Regions from separate parts of the Homo sapiens genome. Here region 1 is linked to region 2. A link is an interaction called in ENCODE POLR2A ChIA-PET data of the cell type or tissue named here. Cell type or tissue: MCF 10A. All regions are shown on one strand. Each heading gives the region's core, and the rest is flanking DNA. Links, peaks and the distances in the headings are about the cores only.

The links. Peaks named below come from ENCODE experiments on the same cell type or tissue, not always from the same donor. Only the 100,000 strongest peaks of a DNase experiment are listed, where the experiment ranks them.
Region 1: POLR2A ChIA-PET joins it to region 2 with 12 read pairs; 15 of 35 experiments call an interaction of 5 or more read pairs at or near these places.

Annotation. Positions count from the first base shown.
Region 1 is chr5:137,738,637-137,749,981 of GRCh38, forward strand. HNRNPA0 (heterogeneous nuclear ribonucleoprotein A0) reads right to left here. Exons shown (of 1, transcript NM_006805.4): 1 at 7,015-11,345. Among named protein-coding and RNA genes, the nearest start is that of KLHL3, 8.2 kb to the left of the region's middle. In MCF 10A, for the core only: no CTCF peak of the experiment used is centred there; no DNase peak of the experiment used is centred there.
Region 2 is chr5:137,616,370-137,628,812 of GRCh38, forward strand. KLHL3 (kelch like family member 3) reads right to left here. Exons shown (of 15, transcript NM_017415.3): 13 at 11,928-12,068; 14 at 9,384-9,527; 15 at 1,131-5,757. The coding sequence ends at 5,729. Among named protein-coding and RNA genes, the nearest start is that of MIR874, 25 kb to the right of the region's middle. RefSeq lists an enhancer at 6,550-6,599. In MCF 10A, for the core only: no CTCF peak of the experiment used is centred there; DNase peaks (open chromatin) are centred at 6,072 and 6,602.

The DNA of each region.
Region 1 (11,345 bases), core at 6,131-11,130, 120 kb after region 2:
GGAGGCAGAGGTTATAGTGAGCCAAGACTGCACCACTGCACTCCAGCCTGGGTGACAGAGCAAGACTCTGTCTCAAAAAATAAAATAAAATAAACCCAAGATGGAGTAAACAATTAAATGTAAGACCTAAAACTATTTAAAAAAGGAAAAAAACCTAGGAAATACCCTTCTAGCAATGCAGCAAAAGCAAAAATTGACAAGTAAGACCTAATTAAACTAAAGAGCTTCGTATAGCAAAAGAAACTATCAACAGAGTAAACAGACAATGTACGGAATAGGAGAAAATATTCATAAACTGCATCTGACAAAGGTCTAATATGCAGAATCTATAAGGAATTTAATTCAACAAGCAAAAAACATGTAAACCCATTTTTAAAAGTGGGCAATGGACATGAACAGACGTTTCTCAAAAGAAGACATACAAACAGCCAACAAACATGAAAAAATGCTCATCGTCACTACTCACCAGAGAAATGCAAATCAAAACCACAATGAGATACCATCTCACACCAGTCAAAATGACCATTATTAAAAAGTCTAAAAATAACAGATGTTGTCAAGGCTGTGGAGGAAAGGGAATGCTTATACACTGCTGGTGAATGTAAATTAGTTCAGCTACTATGGAAGGCAGTCTGGAGATTTCTCAAAGAACTAAAAATAGAACCACCATTCGACCCAGCAATCCCATTACTAGGTATATGCTCAAAAGAAAATAAACCATTCTGCCAAAAAGGCACATGCACTTGTATGTTCATCGCAGCACTATTCAAAATAGCAAAGACAAAAAATCAAGTTAGGTGCCCATCAATGGTGGACTGAATAAAGAATGTGTGGTATATATATACCAAGGAATACTACACAGTCATAAAAAAAGAATAAAATCATGTCCTCTGTGGCAACATGAAAGCAGCGAGAGGCCATTATCCTATGTGAATTAGTGCAGAAATAGAAAACCAAATGTCACACATTCTCAGTTATAAGTGGGAGCTAAACATTGGGTACATATGGACATGAAGATGGGAACAATAGATACTGGGGACTACTAGAGGATGGAGGGAGGGAAAAGGGGTTATATGATTTGGATGTTGGTAGCCTCCAAATCTCATGCTGGAATGTAATCCTCAGTGTTAGAGTTGGAGATAGGGCCTAGTGGGAGGTGCTTGGGTCATAGGGGCAGATCACTCATAATAGTTTCACACTGTCCCCATAATAAAGAGTTTTCACTCTGAGTTCACTCGAGATCTGGTTGTTTAAAAGTGTGTGGCACCTTCCTCCTCACTCTCTTGCCTCTGCTCTCATCACGTGATATACCAGCTCCCCCTTTGCCTTCCACCACAATTGTAAGCTTCCTGAGGCCTCCCCGGAAGCAGATGCCAGCACGCTTCCTGTACAGCCTGCAGAGCCATGAGGCAATTAAACCTCTTTTCTTTATAAATTACCAAGCCTCAGGTATTTCTTTATAACAACACAATAACCACCTAATACAAGGAGCAAGCCTAAAAAGGTAGTTGAAAAGCTACCTATTGGGTACCATGCTCATTACCTAGGTGACAGGATCATTCATACCCCAAACCTCAGCATCATGCAAGATACCCATGTAACAAACCTGTACATGTACCCCTCGATCTAAAATTAAAGATGAAATTTAGGAAAAAAAAAAAAAAGGAAGAAAGGTTATCTAGCAAAACCAGGGGCAGAGCTGAGTCAAGAAGCAAAGTCTCCAGACTCCTGGCACAAAGTTCCTACCCCCAATATTTTCCAGTTTCAGAAACACATTTTACATTTTCTACCTTATTATCCAAATGTTCTCTGGACCACAGTCTGAACCTGTTTGCTCTATGCTAATTTTCCTGACTGGACTTCAGATTAAGGACAGTTGCTATTGGAGTCCTGCAGTAGAGGAGAGTCAAAATAATCAATGTGGTATCTGTCTGGAGAAAAAGGTCCCATCCTCAGATTGCTCAGCAATAATAGTGTCTTAGTCCAGCAGGCCCCAACCTTTTTGGCACCAGGGACCAGTTTCATGGAAGGCAACTTTTCCAAGGATGGGGGTGGGGGGTCAGGGGGGATGATGGTTTCAGGATGAAACTGTTCCACCTCAGATCATCAGGCATTAGATAGCTTCTCAAGGAGCGCACAACCTAGATCCCTTGCACACACAGTTCACAATAGGGTTCATGCTCCTAGGAGAATCTAATGCCACTGCTGAGCTGACAGGAGACAGAGGTCAGGTGGTCATGCTCGCTTGCCGGCTGCTCACCTCCTGCTGTGCATCCCAATTCTTAACAGGCCATGGACCAGTACCAGTCTGTGACCTAGGGACCACTGTCTTAGCCCAGTCCTTCCCACACCCCAGCCTTCTTCTACAGCTTATCAAAAGTCCCTAGTGGCCCCAGATCTCTACCCCAAAGCAATGTATTCAGCCATCTACACCAACTTTGTTTAGAATCATTCAGCTCTTATGTGGCTTAGGAAGAAACCATGTTGGGAGGAGAAACTTTTTTAAGCTAGGTTTTATCTAGAAAGTTCTCTCTTCCATACTCTATCTCTGTACAGGGAGCCAGTTAAATTTATCTGAAGACAGCTAAGCCAATCATTCTTCCTTGTAAATGCTCTTTTTCTTTTCTTGCCTTTACCCTCCTTCTCCAGGACATCAGTTCCTCACATTTGCAGGCACCATAACACAGTACAATGGTCCCACACCTAGCTGTGCATCAGAACCATCTGCCCAGCTGGTTAAAATGGTAGGTGTCAGATCAATAGGCATGAAGAAAAGTTTTTAGGGTTATAGAAATGTTCCGTATCTTGACTGTGGTAATACCTACACAACTGTATACAAGTACTGCATTTCATTAAACTATACACTTAAAATGGGTTTATTTATGCAAATTATACCTCAATAAATCTGGAAAAATGAAAAAACACTACAGGGTCCGGCTCTTCCTCACACCCATAGAATCAGGGCCTGAGGAACAGGAATTTTTTTAATTTTTTTCCTTTAGTTTTAGAGACGGGGTCTCTCTATGTTGCCCAGGCTGGTCTCGAACTCCTTGGGCTCAAGCAGTGCTCCCGCCTCAGCCTCCCAAAACGCTGGGATGGACAGGTGTGAGCTATCGCACCCACTAGGAACGGGAATTTTAATGAACTTCGTAGGTGACTCTAATGCACAGCTAGATGCAAACATCACCTGAACAATGAAAAGAGCCCAGACCATTAAAATCAGACAGGGCAAGGTCCAAATGTACTTACCAGAAACATGACCCTAGGCAAGTTACAAGCTTCGATTTTTCTCATTCGAAAAAAGGTGAGAACAATAGTACCTACTTCACAGCATTGTTAGGTTAGAATGTAAAGCACTTAGCTGAGAGCCTGGCCTATAATAAGCACTCAGCAACCATTAGTAGCTATGATTTTCATTGTCTGTGCCAATGCTACCGAACCTGAGCACTCGGTCCTAGGTTCAAGAAGAAAATTAACCAGGGTAGGGCCTCTCCTGGAGCTATTTTCACATCTCCACTGGTTACTATTACCAACAGGTCAGCAAGGAGTAGACAAGACCAAAGCTAAATTAAGGTCCACCCACACCTGTATCACCAAAATGCCCTCTCATATTCAGGAGCACTTGCCAAGTGCCCTCAGACAGCCAGGCAGAAACTGAAAAGGAACTTGAGACCCCAAAAAGTCAAAAGAGAAACAAAACAGCACCTTATCCAGAGGAATAAGGACTCTTCCTCTGAAGGTAAAAGAATTCACGCCAAGTAGATTCCAGAGTATAATCACTCATGCCATTTGTGTTGCATTTTTAAGCTTACAAAGTGCTTCATATCCATCATCTCCTTTGACTTAAGACAACATCCCCTGAATGGTAATAATAGCTCCCATTCCTTGAATATTTACTCTGGGCCAGACCCTGTATTCCACACTTCACATGTACCCTTGTCATTTAATTCTCACAACCCTGTAGGACTATTATTTCTCTTTTAAACATGAGAGAATCGAGGTTCTGAGAGTTAAATAACTTGAACCAAGGCCCCACAGTTAGTAAATGGCAAAGCTGGAATTTGAACCCAGGTCTGCCTGACCTAAGAGACCACTATTAGCTATACACAGAATGTACTACCCCTATCTTACTGTCTCCATTTTAGAGATAAGCTAATTGAGACAGAGAGAAAAGGTAACTGGCTCAAAACTACTTAGAGAGCCAACCTCAGTGCAGAACCAGACCCTCAGATGCCTGGCCTAATGCCTTTTTCACCTTACCTCTGGATGAGGAAAAACAGCTTTGAACCCCTAAAGATATTACATACAAGCTGGCATCCAAGGCTTCCAAACAGCTACTATAATAAAGTCCTTCCACCTGGATTCATCTGGGCACCTAGCTTATTAACCAGGACTAGCCAAAGAATGCTCTTGGGGAAAGCTGGAAGAGTACCACTGGAACCCAAGGGAATTAAAAAAAAAAAAAAAAAAAAGGCGGGTGGGTGGGGGGCAGACCAACTAAAGCAACAAGCAGAGTGCTTCACACAGACCAGCACACTGGTCTCTGAGTCTTCCCATGAATCTGCAACCTACAACTGGTGCCCTCTGCTGGCAAAAGTATACATCTCTTCATAACAAAAGTAAAACCTAATTACTACAACTGGGGCTTAAGAAGGAAAAAAATATATGCTTCCTTCACAGACATTCTATTCAGGAATGAACATTATTTCTTACTTACAACTTTCCAATAGGCATATGCAACTTTAAATTGACTGCAATGATCCTCTCCTCTATCTGCTGCCCCTGCCTCACGCCTGCAGTTCTTTCCTTTCGGGATCCAAAGAAAATTGGGCTGTTTTACATAAAAAGGTAAAATATAAATGAATGATGCAAAGCCCTAAAGTCAAGAATACAGTGATGTGTATGTGGGTGAGATCAGGTCTGCACATCTAGCAAGTACAGAGAATTGAGGCAGGCACACACTTGAAGTGATATAAAACCCATGGGCACGTATGCTCAAACATTTTGGTAAATCTCTACCTTCGTAAAATAGCATGCTTATGATTCAGTCAACTAAGTCTCACTGAATATCTACTATGCAGGCTGTACCAGAGACTGACAACATAAATCCTATATTAATATAATTCCAAAGAGCACACAAGCTGTTTGAGAAAATTAGACATAGGCATATACAATGGTAAAAAGTATGAGAGTCAAGTACAGAAAGGGTATCATGGAAACTTGGTGGGAGAAGAGGCAACTTCCAGTTGGGGAGAGGGTGGATGACATGAGAATAGAAATAAATTGAGAACTTAATAATTCTATGGAGTTTTTAAAAGGTATTCATAATTGTAAATATTTGCAAATAGGTAATTTCAACGTCCCATGATTTCATTTAAAAAATTTTTTTGGCCGGGCATGGTGGCTCACACCTGTAATCCCAGCACTTTGGGAGGACAAGGAGAGAGGACCGCTTGAGCACAGTAGTTTTGAGACCAGCCTGGGGAACATGGTAAGACCTCATCTCTACAAAAAAAATTTTAAAACTTAACCAGGCATAGTGGTGTGCACCTGTAGTCCTAGCTACTTGGAAGGCATGGGCAGAGGGATCACCTGAGCCCAGGAGTTTGAGGCTGCAGTGAGCCATGATTGCACCACCACTGTGCTACAGCCTGGGCAACAGGGCAAGCCCTTGTCTTTAAAAAAATATTTAAAAGATACAATTTTTTCATCCCACTACTTTAATATACTTACATATTTATTATGTTAAATAATATATTTTTTCATTACAATTTCTATTGTGGTAAAATATACATTAAATTTGCCATTTTAGGCCAGGTGTGGTGGCTCACACTTGTAATCCCAGGATTTTGGTAGGCTGAGGTGGGAGGATCACTTGAGCCCAGGAGTTCAATACTAGCCTGGGCAATATAGCAAGACTCCATCTCTACAAAAAGATTTTTTAAATTAGCTAGCTGTGGTGGCGCGTGCCTGTAGTCAGTTCTAGCTACGGGGGAGGCTGAGGTGGGAGGATCACTTGAGCCCACAGTTCGAAGCTCCAGTGAGCTATGATCATGCCACTGCACTCCAGCCTGGGCACCAGAGTAAGACCCGGCCTCCAAAAAAAAGAAAAAAAGCCATTTTAACCATTTTTAAATATACGATTCATCAGCATTAAGTACATTCATAATGTTGTATAACAATCACCACTATCCATTTTCAGAACTTTCTCAACATCTGAAAAGAAATTCTGTATCCCTTAAACAGTAATTTCCCATTTCTATCTCTCTGAATTTGCCTACTCTGGGTACCTCATTTAAGTGCAATCATAGTATGTCCTTTTGTGCAGGCTTATTTCACTTGGCATGTTTTCATTCATCTTGTAGCATATACCAGAAATTTATTCTTTCTTATGGCTGAATATTCCATTGTATGTATATACCACATCTTGTTAATTCATTCACCTGATAACACTGAGTTAATATTTCACCTTTTGACAGACCACAGTTAACATTTCCCTAATATTTGACATTTAGTTTCCAATTTTTTGCTACGTCATAATTTTTATGCAAAGACTGTTTTCCTTTCAATAAATTTTTCAATAAACTGTTCTGTTAAGGTTAAATTCCTAGTAATGGTGTCCCAGAGCATATGAATACTTTAATAGTTCTTAATAAATAAATCCATAATTTTACTCTCCTCATTTGCCATTTTTCATAACCTGATGGACAAATTCCGGTCAGCAGTTTGTTACAAATGTATAAAGTGTGACAAAACCAAATGGAGGGAAGCTTTTGGAGAAAGAAAAGGAATTAACAAAGCAGAAACAGCTCAGAAGAGCTCTCCACTAGACAGAGCTGGCTGACTTCTGTGACAGGTTGCCCAACTGCTCCTTCTATCCATAACCTGATGTTTTCCAATTAACTTGGTGACTCTTTGAAAAAAAAAAAAAAAATCTGCCTGTGTCAGGGATCCCCCGGACCAAGCCCATATTGAGATTTGATAGAAGGGTTCACAAAACTCAGCACTGCTAAGTATCGTACTCATGGCTAAAGTTTATTACAGTGACACAGTAAGTGTACACAGTTGGATCATACAGGAAAAAGACATAAGCAGAATCTGGAGGAATCCATGTGCAGGCTTCTTTAGGATCTCTCCCTCCCATGAAGATTCACACAGAGCACATTTTTATACGAGGGATGTTTCTGCCTAGGGACTCAGTATGCAAGGTTTTCATTGGGAGTTTGGTCATATAGACATCCTTTACCTGGCATGTACCAAAATTCCATACTCCCAGAAGGAAAGCAGGTGTTTAGCATAAATCATCTTGTTTGAACAGTCTAGGTACAGTGAACCACCTTTATTAGTGAACAGTGAGAATACCCCTAAATCCACGTGTTCAGATAAGGGCCAACCATGCAAGTAGGCCACTCTAAAAGATACCAGCCTCAGGCCAGATATAACTTTTTCTGCACACCCCCAATTCAAGATTCATTTTGGCCAAAAAGCAGCATCTCTCAACATATATATGTAGATACCTATGGTAGAGTTGAAAAGATTGTGGATCACTTATACCTTATCCAAGTAGTTCTGATTGCTTTCCTTATAAACCTTCATTGAAAGCAGCTGTATGAAAGGAATAGGAATTTTGGGAAACACATCTTTTAAAATTCAAATCAGATCATGGAACTCCTCTGCTCAAAACTGAAATGGTTCACCATTCATTTAGTGAAAACCAAAATCCTTACAACAACCTACAAATCCCTACATGATCTGGCCCCTCTGGCCTCATTATTCCTTTCCTCCTCTTCCTTCAGGTCCAACAACCCTGAACAATTTGCATTTCTTCAGAGGCCAGACACAGTCCTGCTTCAGGGCTTTTGCTCTTCCTAATCCTCTACCTAGAATGCTCTTCCCATACCTATATTGCTCACTCCCACATTTCCTTCAAGTCTTTGCTCAAATGTCACTTTCTGAGAGACCTACCCATACCACCTATTTTAAAGTATGCTATCCTCACAAACATCCCTTGCAACAATCGCCATTCCTCACCCTAATTTTTTCTATACTTCTCATCTTCTAACATACCATATAATTGATTATGTCTTATTGCCTGTCTCTCCCCAGTAAAATATAAGCTCTTTGAGGGCAGGGATTTTTGTCTTTTTCTTCTGTATTTCCAGCACAATCACCCAGCAGAAGAGTAACAAATTTTAACTTGACATACTAAGAAACAGGGAGGCACTGAATTTAGGGATAGTAACCTAGTGCAAATAGCTAGATCTTCACGTTTGGTGGTGTGGGAAGATCAAGTCATAAGAAAATGTGAAAGAAGTTTTTTTTTTTAATTTCACTGAAGAGATGACCACAGTATATTCAGTTATTGAAGAGTTTTAATAAAAGGAACTATTTACAAGGGTATGGGCACAGTTAAGGCAAATCAACAAGGTTTGAACCTTCTTGGGACTAGAGAATCTAGCAATAGGAGACAGTTACGAGAAGCCAGAAAAGACCTAGAGCTATAAGAGGGCCACTGGAGCAGAGCTGTGGCCACTCACAATCTCTTGCTAAGTATATGAGAAAGAGAAGGAGCAAATATTTCAGCCTCACTTTTCTATCACTGTCCAAACCCACCATGAATAAAGCCAGAAAAGAGAGTATGCAGTTCTTTATTTGTCAGCCTCCCAGGAACACAGAACAAGAGAGATAAAGATGGAAAATAGATCAGGAAGGGCAAAAAGAATATCCAGCACAATGGCCATTTTGTAAAGCTATATGCGCAAGACACAATGCTTCAATGTGCTACCAGCATCTTCAACTATGTCCAAATCTTCCCTCTAAATCTTCTCTTCCTATTACCAGTGGCATCACCATCCTCTCACACAGTAATTTTGATTAATCTACTCTCTCTTCCTCATTCTTCATATATCCAAATATTTGTCAATTATGCTTTCACAACTTACCTCAACTTCTTTGTCAGTCTATTTCCATTGCTCTTTGTTCATGCTCTCATTCTCTTACCTGGTTAACATCAGTTGTCTTAGCAAACTTGCCACTTTGAAACATCCCCCACTGCCATTTATGTTACTCAGTGCTACTGGACTAATCTTTGTGAATTAGTTTCACTACCATTATTGTTGCTCAAAAACCTTTAATGACTTTTACTGCCTACCCTAAGTCCAAACTCCTTAGCCTACTACTCAAAGACCTCAGTAACCTGGTTCCAACTTCATTTTCTCAATTTATTTCTCACAACTCTCTTTTATCTTAGTACAAATTAGACATTTGTTAGCTGGAAGTCAATGAAGCTTAGTAGAAGGAGCGAAACAACTAGAATTGGTCAAACTTGGATTCAACTCTCAGTTCTACCATGTCACCAGCTGGGGGTCCTTGGGAGTTACTTTTCTGGCATGAGATTTAGCAACCTTATCTGTGAAGGTTACTGAATGATGCAATGAGAACATTTGTAAATGTACCTAGTGTTTGGCATCCAATATGCATACTTCTCCAAATACGCTCCATGTTTCTGCCTATCTGTCCTCCACCTAAAATGCCCTCTTTCTCCTCCCACCTTCTCTATAAGACCTATCTTTTAAGGTTAAATGTTATATGCTCCACAATGCCTCTCTTGATCCTTCTTCCTACCTGAAGTCACCTCTCCTCAACACTCACATTATTTATACCTTCCTAATATTAACAAATACTTAAAACATTACAGATGGCTAGCAGAATTCATCTCTCTCCTACTAGAGTTGAAGCAGCAGTGATTTAGAGAACTACCACATGGAAGCTCACCCAGCAAGTAAAGAGCAAAGCCTAAAGACCATGCATATCTCGGGTACTAAGATATAAAAGTATGCCTTTTGCTAGTCTGTCCCACCTCTTCATTAGGGGCCATATAGTAAAATTACTGTGTACCAGAGACTACAGTAAGCCCTTCTTTATATGCATTCTTTCACTGAATCTGCCCAACAATCCTATGTAGCAGGTATTACCATAGCCTATTTTTTTACAAATAAGGCAAGTGAGGCTCGGGCCAGTTTGTCCAAGGTCGCAGTGCTAGAAAGTGACTGTGTCAGGAACAGAATTTGGTCTATTGGATGCCCAAATTTACGTCCTTAAGGGCTATGAAATATTAAATCAGATACCCACTATGAAGCAAATTACATTTGCAACGTAAGCATCAAAGACAAAATACACCTTTGATTTCTAAAAAGTAATCAATTAAGGAGAAAAGAGTCTTAATTTTCATCAGAGAATGTACATTCAATGACAATGGAGCTAACTCCAATTTTGATGGTGTGAACAATATGAGATTGTGACACAATGCTGTAAAGGAAAAGATGCATCATCTCAAAATAAATTGAATTCCCATTTCAAAATAAATTGAATTCCAACCAGAACGCAAGGTATATGAAGACAGCAACCATGTTTGTCTCACTGCTGTGTACCTCCACATTATAGAACTGTCTTACACAAAGGTGCCTAACACCCAATGAAATTGACGGTAAACACTGGGAAATAAGCACACTGTTTAAATGGCAAAAGTTTACACTTGAGAACTTTATAGCAGGAAATGATAGCTATTTCAGATAGATTTTTTAAGTAAACCATACAAAGTGGTAAAAGAATTAAAGAGACAAAGAAAGCCTGCCTGAATAGAGAAGGAAACAGTTAAGAATAACTACCAAAGGTGTCTTCCTGAATCCTTTCCCTCTCTGAAGGTTCAAATCATCTGGCTTCAAATCAAAGTAAAAAAAATAGGTGGAAAATAGAGAATTGCCCTTCTAGTCTTCCTACTTTGGAATTCCTTTTTAAATAGCAGCTTTCAAATATCTTTTTATAATAAATGTTTTACCTTGTAACATTTAAATTCTCATTCAAGGCAAATATGAAGTTCACTCAAAAGCAGGACAGCTAAGGAGTTATTTGACTAGGCAGTCTTTGTTGCTGTTTCAAAAGGCCAAAATAAGGCTGAGGAGGAAAATTTCCCCAATGATCACTCTTAAAGTGATTCAATAAATTGGTTACGATGGAGAAAGACACTTAGCCTAAGTGCAAGTGCTGTCTTTTTGGGTAAAATCCGTGTAGTCTAGATGCAGTTCTGCTCCAAATCCAACATCCAAATGCCTATCTGCAATCAGCAGACGCGGGCAGACAAAATTTAACCTAAAATGCAAACTCTCAAAACTTAAGCACACTTAAAAGGTAAACTAAGTTTACAAATCCAATAACTGATACCATCACTTCTGGTTTTGAAGGAAATCATAAATGCAAATTTCTCAAGTATCCTCAATCTTTTAGGTTTACTTAAAAATTATGAAAATTAGATTTGAATATGAAACGTTCCAAATCACTAAGTTAAA
Region 2 (12,443 bases), core at 4,457-9,456:
GTGGTCATTTGCCTCCATGAGGTGTTATGGAGATTAACTGGAATTAAAGCATTCAGCACAGGGCCTGGCACACATCAAATGCAAAATAAATGCTGGCTGCTATGATTATTGAAACAACCGCAGCCTGAACCCTCTTCTCAGGCTGATGCTCAAATTCAATTATGGGTGAAAAGAGTTAGTAGGTTTCATCCAGGTGTGCTCCGCCTGCTCACAACACACCCTCAGATAAATGAATTCACCTTTGTGGGCCTCCTCTGTCCAGGGGCACAAATTCCTGCCCACCTGCTCGGGGTTTGTGGGGCTCAAAGAGGCCTGACCTCATTCTTCTGAACAGTCTAACTGCTCAACAGGAGCAGAGGATGAGTGGTGAGAGATGGGAGAACAGAGGCTCCAGCGGAGGCCAGCCCAGGAGAGGGGAGAGGAGTTGGAGGAAGGAAAGATACTGCCACCCGAGCCCTACTCACATGCCTTTCTTTGCTCTCCCATCAATTGTTCCTGAGTGCCAGGCACCAGGAGTGCACAGTAAGTCAAGCAGGCTGTGCCCTCTTGGAGCTCAAAATTTACTTTCCCAAATATGGGGAGGAATCTGGCTAAGGGTTCCCACTGGTCCCTTGAGTTTCTCCAGCTTGAAGATAAGTCCAACACCTCTGTGCTGTCCATCTGTCACCTGGTACAGGCCAGAGCTACTGACATCCCAAAAGGGCCTGGGACTGGTTTGTTAACTAGAGAGGGAGCTAAGGTCTCTGAGCAGGAGGCTTTGAGAAGTTACAGCTGAGCCAGGCATCCACCCCCTCCCACTTCATACAAGGCTTCCCTCCCAAATGGTGATGCCCAGCTGAGCTAGCCATCTTCCCCACCAACCCTGACTCTCAGTGGTTCCCAGTGATTATCTGGCAGTTGTGCACACCACTTAATACCCCCTGGAGGGACTGTCCTCTCTTGGCCTCATTGAAGGTCTTTGTGGGTCTGGCACTCTGCTAGGGTGAGTGATGGAAACCAAGGAACCCAGATATTGTCCAGTAGATCTTAAAATTTTTTTTAATCCAAAGACATACAGGAATAAGTCTGTCCTTTTCATGTTTGAGACATAGCAGAGAGACTGGACTATAGAAATGAAATACTGAGAAAAGTTCACACAGTTCAGCTTTTATTAAAATTAAAGGATGGGAAATTAGAACATGATTCCTGTTAAAATAATACATTTGAGGAAATGTTTCTTCAGCTATTGCTGTAACTGATCAAGCATGTGACAAGTGTTCTTTTACAAGATATACAGTCCCTAACAGCCACGCAGAGAACACCAGATCGAGGATCTTACCTATGCAATATGTTGTACGGGGTGTCAGTGATCAAGTCTGACTGGCTATGACAACCACAGGGACAGAGCACCCACACAGACATACACATTCAGTGTCTTCAGTTTTCTTTCAACGAAAGCATTTTACACATAATATGCAAATTAAACAAGAAGTACAACAAGGGTCCTCTATTGCCACTGAAAATGAGGGGAGGGGAGGATGGGGGAGCGAATAATTTACAATCTCATAACCAAACATGGCACTAGGGTGATTTGATGCTGCAAATGCCACAGTCCTGTGCATTCCTGCCATGGCTGATGCTATATCCATGAGTCACTGAGTCCCATGACGAAGGCTGCACAGGGGCTATGAGGCTGTAATTATCCACTACAGAAGAAATCTCTTCCATTCCCAAATGCTGGAAGTGCTGCTGGCTCTCCTGCTTGGTCAGTAGAAACACAGCACAGCTGAACATGAGGGGCTTAGGACTCTAAATAGTGCAAACGCTTAAAAAAATTACATTCTAACCTCCTTGCTTCTCCAGGCAAACAGAGCCTTTAAAAACTCCAACTAACTGGAATATGAGTTTGCTCAGCCTCCCAACTTGATCCAGCTAGGTGCAAATGGGGAGCATGGAGGCAATTTAAATGGCACCTGTCCCAACAATAATAATAATAATAATAAATTTTAAAAACCATGATGCAAATGGCAGATAAATACACAAAACAGAGCCTGGAGTAGAGACATAGCTCAAGAAGCAAGTTGTAAGTGTAGTGTGAGCACCTGCAAAGCATATGCTTAACACACAGGGATCATGAGGATTGACCCCTCTTTTAAAGGTTAGAGACAAGATGCTCCCAAAAAGGGCATCATCCAGCAGCAAAGGCCTCAAGCTATTGGAAGCTTCAGATCAACAAGGAGATAGAAGAGAATAAGGAATGGTCGGCTGGACCTAGGACACTATGGGAGTATGTGCTGGGGGGGCAGGCCTTTCCCTGAGGCTTCTCCATGCCACAGGGTACCAGGCTCAGTGCCCGTCAGTGGGAGCCACCACGAGACAGCCCGGCCTCACCCCCACAGAAAGCAGACTCCAAAAAAAAAAAAAAAGACACAATCAATACAGACGGGCAAGTGCTGAGTCGAACATAACATCAGTCCCTAGCAATTCAAGAAACACCAGTGACTGCGTTTTAAAATTCAGCAGACTCCCTTGAATATGGTATTTTTAAAAAAAAAAAAAAGGCTCATCTACCTGGAGCTACTGAAAAATATGTTTCTGAAGGGTGAGAAACAAAAGGAAGAGAGCTACAGGCATGAACTACGTTTGAGAGTGAATGATGCAAAGAACACAACATTTCATTATCATGGACAATAAAAAGCGATTCAAACTCTTGAAAAAAATATCTTATAAAAATATCTACGTTAAAATTTTAGCCTAAAAGCTATAGCTTCAATTTTATAAAAAGGCAATCTTTGAAAGGATCTGGCTCAGAAATATACAAACATTACACAACAGATATCAAAGTAAGACAGCTCAAAAAGCATCTTAGGGGATATTGCAACTGGCTTGTCGGGAACTAGAATTAAGTATTCTTATTGCATAGCAGAAAATGAGGTCAGTTTTATTTGCATAATACTGCAACTTTGTAGATGGAGAGATGCCATTGGGTACTTATGAGAAATAACTTTGGAATTCAGAATCTGACTTCTACATTGTTCAAATCAGTATCCAAGTGGCGTCTCGGCTGCTTCTAACCTTGGGCCTCAATTCCATTTCACCACCGCAATCAGATGACAGATATGCCACTGGCAAAGCTGCATTCACAAGCAGCCGTGGCCACCCTAAGTGGGGCAGTAAGAGGCTTCATCTACCACGTGACCAGCACAAACTAGAAAATAGCCTGCTGTGTCCACTGTGGAAAGAGAATCGTACCTGGTGATGAAGAGATAGCAGGTTTTGGTGGCATCTGTGGGCAGCTAGAGCAGATTGGCTTTGGTGATGACGTACCAGTGTTCTGGTCCCCGTGAAAAAGGATACATGAGGATGGAGTGCACATGGCCTTGGCAGCACGCCCAGTAGAGGCAGTGCTTTGTAGGGAGGGAGACATGAGGTGAAACCAATTGCAAAAATCCAAAAACAGAAAACATGACTGGCTAGCTTTCAGTGGAGGGACCCTTCCCCGGAAGACGACACATAAAAGTAGCCTCTCCCGCATGAAAGTCTAGCTTCTCAGTGGTGGGGGAGGGGCAGGGAATTCACCTATCATCTGAAATTGAGAGCTTCTGTGAATGGCATACATCAGATCCCAACCCCAGCCTCATCCCCATCACACAGACACACCGAAACAAGTCTCAAAATTTCCTCAGAGAAGGAGAAAGGACATTTCTCATTCCATCAGCTTCCAACCCACAGCCAGGTAGAGTTATGAAGCCACAGTCATCCCCACTTCATAGTGAGACCAGAGCACTCAACTAAAACATGCCTTGCTTCCTTTGGAGACATTTCTTCCAGGTCCCCCAAAGCTGGATATTTTAGCCTCTTCTGAAGGCTTCTAAAAATTCTGGGTACCTTGTTGTTCTCCAAGCATCTTGTTGAAGTAACATGTGCTTAACATCAGAAAGAGAAGTTTTGTCTTTAGGAGAGTTGCACATTTAGGGCACAATAAATATACAGTAAATACACAAAGTGGCTCACTGGCTGGGAAGACTTCGGGGTTTCTAACTGCAGGGGCTGGGGGATGCCAATCTCCTGCAGCACCTGCTTGGAAGTAGCCCAGTCGTATCAGAAGTCCAACATCAGGATTTATAAAGTTCCTTGGCTTCCTGTAGGTGGATTCTCAAAGTAGGGAGGGTGTCCCAGACTGCAAGGTATGAGACTATTCTCCAGACACAAGACTTCCCCTGCTTATGCCAGAAATTTCAGCATGAGCAATTTGCTAGTTTAGGAACAGCACAACTTTAAGGTTTTTTAAATACAAATTACTCCATGCCCCCTCAAATGCCCGCTCCTCAAGATGCTTGAAGTTCTATTGTTAATAATTTTTACCTGTGAATTAGCAAAGCTCTCACCAAGCTCCCTTTTTAAAATGCAAGCACATCTTAGGAAGCCTCAAATCCAAGGCCCACTGATATCTCCTACCTCACAGGGAAAGCAGTAGTGGGGTTCTTGGGGGTTGGGGAGAGGGTGCACACCCTGGAATAGGGGGAAAGCACAAGAAAAAGAAGACAAGGACATTAGACAGACTTGACCACTGTCACAAAGTGCCAAGGGCCAGCTCTAGTGGTATATTCCTTTGAAGCCATCCAATGTCCATCTGAATCACACACGACCCCATCCAACACAGGCACAAATCTATCTTTGGGTCTGGAGGAGGGTGACCTCTTATTTATCCTCCAGACCAGAACACTTCTGAGTAAAATGGGGTGCTGTGAATAATTAAACTGGGATAATAAGTATAAATGGGGACTGTCCTGTCCTGGGAAAACCTAAAAGTAGGACCCTCTCTGAGACCATTATAGGCAGGAACTGAATCCTTACCACTTTGGTTTTTTGTTTTTTTCCTGTTTTTGTTTTGTTTTGTTTTGTTTTTCAGTGTTACCCGAGGCTTCTCTGAAGAGCTAGTTTTCCCAGCTGAAGAGACATAACACCTCCCAGGCCTGGAATCTATGACATCAAAGACCAATGGCCTAAACCTGAAGACTGGGCAGTTCTCATCTGCTTCCTGTAGGAGAACTCAAGGAAAAACAGTGAGCTGAGAAGCACAGGGAACCCATTTGTCCCTTATTCTAGCACACAGAGGACACGGTGCAGCTTCGAGAATTTTCCAGCTCTTCTGCAGACAAAGTCACAGTAGTTAAAGTACATAAGTGGGTGTGGCCAGAGAACTGCCCCTCTCACTGGTTATTTCTGGACATTCCCAGACTGTCCAACTGGACCTTCAGAAGAAAGCAGCTTTAGTAGTCTCAGGGTCCCCATGGGACAAATCCAGAAGAGAGGTCTCTGTGACTTGATTTTTAACACAGCGAAAGGATCAGTAGTAAAGAAATCCAGTAGACTGTCACACACGCTCACCCCCCAACTTAGAGAAACATAGAGAAACACCATGGTCTACACACACACACACACACACACACACTCCAGGGTCTGTATTGTCCCTGTAGAAACACCAAAACAAAGCCCAAAGGTGCTGCCTGGGGATGTCAAGACCCCCCTTGCTCAGGGCATAGGCCAGAGCACCTCAGGGGAACGGGGGTGGGTAATGGTGTCCACACTGCGATGAACAACACCAGTCTGCCAAGTCAGAGGAGAGCGGTTCTCACAGCAGCACAGACCCTCCCAAGCAAGTTGAATCCAGTCACCAAGGTCCTGCTGTTCAGAGTCACAGGCAGCACCTGCTCCTTCCTCCACCTCCTGGCAGTAGGAGTTTGGGTCACAAGGACTTGTGAATCACGGCAACACCTAATAAGAAAGGGGGAGAAAGTTATCATCTTAGCTTCTCCAAAATTACTCAGAGTCCCAGTGAGTTCATGAATCCAAGATATCCTGAGTCACAGCCAAGGGAAATGTGTGCAATTTTTATCCTAATATTGAAGTGGACTCAGGCTGCTAGCAGCTGGCTGTTCCCCACTCCAACAGCCAAGTCCTGGCAAGACACTTGAACCTACGAGCACAGTCCCTCAAACACCACTGACTAGTGGCCTCACCCTGTGTCATCACATGGACTCACTGTGGTGACTCCCATCCCCAGCCCTAGCACCCAGCCCAACAATGCTCAGCGCCCAGGGGCAGCTATGCAGTTCTAAATTTGAATCACTGTAAGAGAAGCAATGGGTGATTCATCTCTACTTTTAGAAGACACTGGAATGAAGCGGAAAGTACAGCAGGCTGCCTTCATGGGAGCAAGAAAGACTGAATTCCATTCCTAGCTCTGCCACCAGTCAACCTGCACTATGGCCTTTGGCAAGTTCTTTGACCTCTTTAGGCTCAGTTCCCACACAAATGTCATCTAAGAGACCCTGCCAGTGTGACAATCTCGACTTTGATAAATGCTCCAGACATGTATGCTATGTTACTGTTTTAGTCCGAGTGAACCATGCTCAGCACCTAACTATAAATCCACGCATGACCCAAAATCTCACTGTAAGGGACTGAGGCTACATGGCAGATATTACAGGTTGATTCCGTCAACATCCTTCCTACTTGCTATCCTCGACTACAGCCACCAGCAAGTTGCAAGCTCAGGTTCCCAGACTGCCTGGCAGCTAGATGTGCCACGTGACCCAGTGCTGGCCACTAAGACTGTAAAGGCAAGTGTGCCAGTGTTGCAACGCTGGCTTTGTTCTTGTTGTGACTGGAATGCTCACGCAAGGCCAAGGGGAGGCAGCAGCCCTTGATAAAGCTGGCAGAATAGAAAAGAGAAGAGAAACCTGGTTCTGTCAGTCTGAGCCCCCAGGCCAACCTTGGATTTCTTTCTACTTGAGACAAATACACTCACTTCCTTATTTAGGAAAGTATCTGTCAGGGTTTCTGGTGCCTGTTGCTAAATGAAATCCTAACTTACAGGTGTTTACAGGCAGGATATTACTGCAGCCTTATTTTAACATAGTCCCACAACTATGAAATGTTCTGATTGAAGATGAGATTGAGAGAACATGGCTAAAATCAAGCCAGGATACCCCACTGGAGATATTCTGCTAAGACATCTATTTCCTGTTTATTCCTGGCTAAAGGTGCAGACACAGAAGCTTCAAGGCAGGCAGAACCTGAGTCCAGGTGCCTGGTCTTGACAGCATCTTACTTGAATCTCAGACATCTCTTTCAGAAGGTAGCTTTTTTTTCTTGAAAGCAGGCTCCTGTGTTGCTTTTTCATATAACCTTTATCTTAATAATAAAAGTAATATATTCTCATTATGGGAAATCTGGAAAATGCAGAACACAAAGAAAAAATCTTTAATCCCTTCACACAAAGAAAACCACCACTGTCTTTTTGGAATACTTTCTAGCATCTAACAATAATCACAATCATTTACTGCATGGTGTCTAATGCCAGGCAGGCATTGTGCTTAGCTCTTCACAAGTATTACTGCATTTCATTCTCACAGCACCCTAAAAGGCTTAGTCTAATTTTATTCCCATTTTACAAATAAGACAACAGGGGTTCAGTATGATAGAATACCTGGCCCGGAGACCCAGGGCTAGTGGCAGAGCTGGGATTCAAATTCATATCTGACTCCAATATCCATCTGTAGAAGAAGCAGCAGCTATTCAACCCCCACTCCCACTACCACCAATACAGGACTATATGCGTGAGTTCACAAGGTTCATACAACTTTGCATCCTTTTTTAACCTAACAGGCTATTACAAATGTTTTCTCATAACATTAAAAATCCATAAACTATATAAATATCCCATAGATTATTAGCTATTTCCCTCATGTCAGACATTAAGTAATTCTCAGTTTTTTGCTATTACAAGTAAGGCCCCAATAAATTTGTCCATAAATCTTTGTATTTTGGAGCATTTCCTTAGACTTTAAGATAATAGACTCAGTAAGTGGGTTTGAACATAAAATTGCAGGTTTGCTTGTCTCCTTCCTACCTACTTCTGGAGAGGGCAGACAATGAAGAAAGGGACATGAAATATTCAGCATATATATGAAATTCTAACCACCCACACTTAACTCTTCCCCTCTCATTAAGGCACACATGGAGTCAAGGGAAGATTCCTCACTTGTCTCACTCATCCCAGAACAGAATTACTCCAGGACCAAACTTCTTCTAAAATGTTTTATACTTAGCCAAGAAAAGTATTACAAGGTGAAAAAAACTCTAAAGGAAGAAAAAAGTTAAAGTTCATTACAACAGAAGTCTTATGTTGAAAGAATGTGCTGCAAACTCCTTCAAATTTGCACAGCACAATCTTCCTCTGCAGTCAAACAAGATGGAATGACTGACCTTTATAATGCAAAATGGGAATCGGAAGAATATTCCTGGAGTCGTGGTATGGATTAAAAGAGATAATGACTATAAAATACTTTGGATAATGCCTGGTATGTTCTGTGCATGCTGGATCAATAATGTTATCTCTATTCCAGGTTCTGGAAAACCAGATACAAGGAACTGAACTACACCATGGATATATATTTGCTCATCTCCCCATGGACCCAACCTTAGTAGTACCAACTCTGATGCCACCCCTGCCCCTGCTACTCACCAAACCCCTCACACACACTCCCCAAGAAGCTTCCACACCCGCCTGGTGCCTTACTCTAAGGCTTACCCTGAGCTGGGGTAGCACAAAGGGCATGGACTTAGAACTCTGGGTTTGAACTCTGACTTTGCCATTTATTAGCTGTGTGGCCTTCAGCAAGTTACTTAAACTCTCCAAACCTGTTATATCATCCATAAAATAGACGGATAGAGTCCCATTCAGCCCAAGGGTTGTTGAAAAGATGAGAACAAATGCACACTCTGTTCCTAACACACTGCCCCATGGCACGGGGCCAGCCACGCAGTAAAGGACAGCTATTTGTGTGATTGTGATCCACCCTCAAAGTTTAATTGAGCCTATCTCCTCCAGGAAGGGTTCCCTGGCTTTGCCAGTTCTCACCAGTCTTTCATGTGCTAAAACCTGTCTAGCGTATGTCATTTAGAACTTGTATATGCATCATCTTGTCTTCCCAGTTGTCCAATTCGACCCTGGACAACAACAATCGCATCTTATGCCATCTAGGAGCCTGGCACAAAGTAAACCAGGAATGGCAATGAAATTCTAAAATCACTTGTGACAACTCAGTTCAGTTGGAAGTGGTTCGATGGAATGAATGTTATAAATTCTGAGGCTATCTTCAGGTTCACAGGGTTCGGGCAGGGGCAGGGGTTAATAAGTGCTAATTATCAATATCTGTCATGAGTGCAGAATGAAGGAGTGGTGGCCATGTAACAATTACCTGTCATCCCTGGAGGAGGCACTCAGGCCCAAGTTAAGCAAGCTCACATCCCCTCATCCCACTGGCCCACCCAACCCTCATTCCCCCAGTGTGTTGGAGGCCTCTCGGATGGGCATGGAGATGGCACACACTGACCTGCATAGCTCCGCCCCGTGCTCATGTTCGTTGGAAGCAGCGTCCATTTGTCAGTGACAGGATTGTAGTACTCCACCGAAGCCAAGTTGCAGGATCCATCATCCCCTCCAACCACATACAGGAGCCCATTTACTGCACAGACCCCTGTGAGTCAAACAAAAGCCATGGGAGACATCACAGCAGGTGCACTAAGAGATCAGAATTGATCAAGAGACAAATCTGGATAGCCTGGGAGGCTCTTTTCCTCCCTTCATGGCAATACAACAGAGATTTGGCTCCACAGGTTTGAGTTTGCTAAGTGAAAGAAAATATTGACAACAGCCACTGGGCTCCAAGGATCCTTCTTCCTAACAGGATCATTTCTCTGACCAGGGAGTTTTGATTACTTATAACGTGTATGCCCCCCGCCACACACATACCTATACTATAAGTATGTAGAGCATATGGGCACAGACCCCTCTTTAATGGAAAGGTGTATACAGACCTCCTGTGCCAGGCCTGAGCTAGGGAATAAGACAATTCAGGGGACTTCATGCATGCTACTCCTTCTCTGCTGCTAAGTTTTTCCCTGATAAGCCCTATGTTATATTCACACTGTGTGATGCTGATGGTTATGTCTCTAATCCCTTTACAAGACTGGGTCTACATTCACACACAACTCCCAGGGATGCAGAACAGCTCCTACTCTGATCTCAAAGGGAGATGGATTTTGGGCAAGGTCTCATACAGCAGGGTCTAAGGCATAGGAAAATGTAATGAATTATTGCTCATTAAGACTTTCAAAGGCCACAGTCCAATATGTTGTGTATTTTTTCAAAATTAGATTAAGGGATTGGTGATACTCTAAAAAGTAGTAATTATCAGTGTTGCTGAAGGTACTCTCAAATACTGGTGAGACGAAAAAATGGACACCCTCCTGGATGGCGTCTAAAATACATGTGCTTCCTCTGATTAAAAAATTCTACTTCTGGCCAGGCACAGTGGCTCACACCTGTAATCCCAGCACTTTGGGAGGCCAAGGCAGATGGATCACTTGAGCCCAGGAGTTCAAGACCAACCTGGGCAACATGGTGAAACCCTGTCTCTACAAAAAATACAGAAATTAGCCAGGCGTGATGGCGCATAACTGTGGTCCCACCTACTCAGGAGGCTGAGGTGGGAGGATCTCTTGAGCCCAGGAGGCAGAGTTGCAGAGCCAAGATTATGCCACTACAATCTAGCCTGAGAGAGCGAGATCCTGTCTCAAAAAAAAAAAAATCCATTTCTGGCCTTTTATTCTAAAGAAATAATTTTAAATGTGTGTACTAATTTAGCTATAAAGACCATTTATAATCACTCAAGTATTACTTATAGGATAGAAAAGATGGAAATAACCTGTGTCCAATAGTAGATTGGTTGTTTAAATTATGATATAGTCATTTAAAATAATATCATATAAATAAGTTTAGTGTTGTAATAAGACGTTCATGAGAGATTGTAAAGTGAGTTTTTTTAAAAAACAGGTTATAAAATAGTGTTATAGTGTAATTCCATTTTTGTTATTAAAAAATAGAAATATCTATGTATGAATTTTATACAAACACACATTTACATCTAAACTGAATTCCCAGGTTCTAGATAGACTAGCTGCCTTAAGGGTCCTGTAATTCTTTGCTCATGTGGCTTAAAGCCAAATGAGAACTTGGCAGCAGGCTTAGGCAATGAGTAAATTAGTAAATATCACCACCCCCCCCCCCGGTTTACACTTCCAAGTCAGCCACGAATGGGCTTAGCAAACAGGTAATATGAGAATAATGAAAATGGATCTGCCTGAAAGTCACCTGTGTGTCCTTCCAGCCTGGGAAGTTGGGCTAAGCCAACACTTTCCTAAAGCAAAGAGGCATAAAGGATATACTGACACAGTACACGACCCACAAGGCAAAGCTCAAAAAGGAAATAGCTTAAAAGGGGCCTCATGCTCCAAGAAATATAAACCTAAATACACTACAGTAAATCTTTCCTACAGGAAGGCATAGGAGACAAGAAGGAAAGCAAAGACAGGAATACAAAGAAAGCAATAAGGAAAGGAGAACTCATCAAGGGTCCAACTGTCCCTGCAAGGAAGGAGACTGCTTTCAAGTAGGAAGTGAGAAGTTCTCCTAGCCAGGCACTGGCAAAGAAAAGATAGAACCAAGTGCCATTGTCTGGCCCTTGTCCACAGAGCCCTGTCCTTAGCTACCTACTAAAGCTGTTGGGCAGCGGGCACTGATGGCAACCAGAGGACTTTCCCAGGTCTGTGCTCATCTGTGTGCGGTAAAAGTCATCACCCTTCACTGCGGGGAAAGGGGATCCTCTGCATCTAGGTTGCAGGATCTGCAGCTAGCTTTTGGGGTCTCAATTTCTCCCCTCCTCTAATCAAGAGCCCACCTGGCAAATGCACACTCCCTGTTCAGGATATACGCTCAGCTCCAGACCCTGGGAAATCTCCCTGCTGTTTAGAGCCAGTGTCTTCAGGGAGAAAAGGCACACAACCCCCAAAGGGGAGATGGAGAGAGCAGTCATTACCTGCGTTGCGCCGGCACATGTTCATGTCTGCCACTTGCTTCCAGGTATTTGTTCCAGGATCGTAAACCTCAACGCTCTTCCTCACCAAAGGCCCATCATGCCCACCTGTGGCGTACAGCTGTCCGCTAAGCACTCCAACCCCTGAAAGGCAGAGCACAGCATCCCAGCCTCATGCTGACTACAGTAACCAGAAATCAGGAGGCCTGGCATCCAGTCCTGGACAGCCCTGACCAGTGAGGGGACTTGGGGAGTGCCATTTTGTCTCCCTGGACCTCAGTGTCCTCATCTGTAAAACAAATATAATGACACCCTACCTGCCTCCTCATAAGACTAGCAACCTCAAAACTTTGAAATATAATGCAAATGTGACCCAAATTCTGTTTTTAAAAAACATTAAAAAATATATATATATATATACACACACACAGACAGACAGACATACATACATACATACATACATACATACATACATACATACGGGAGAGGATGTTCATAAGCAAAGAAAAAAAGACAAAA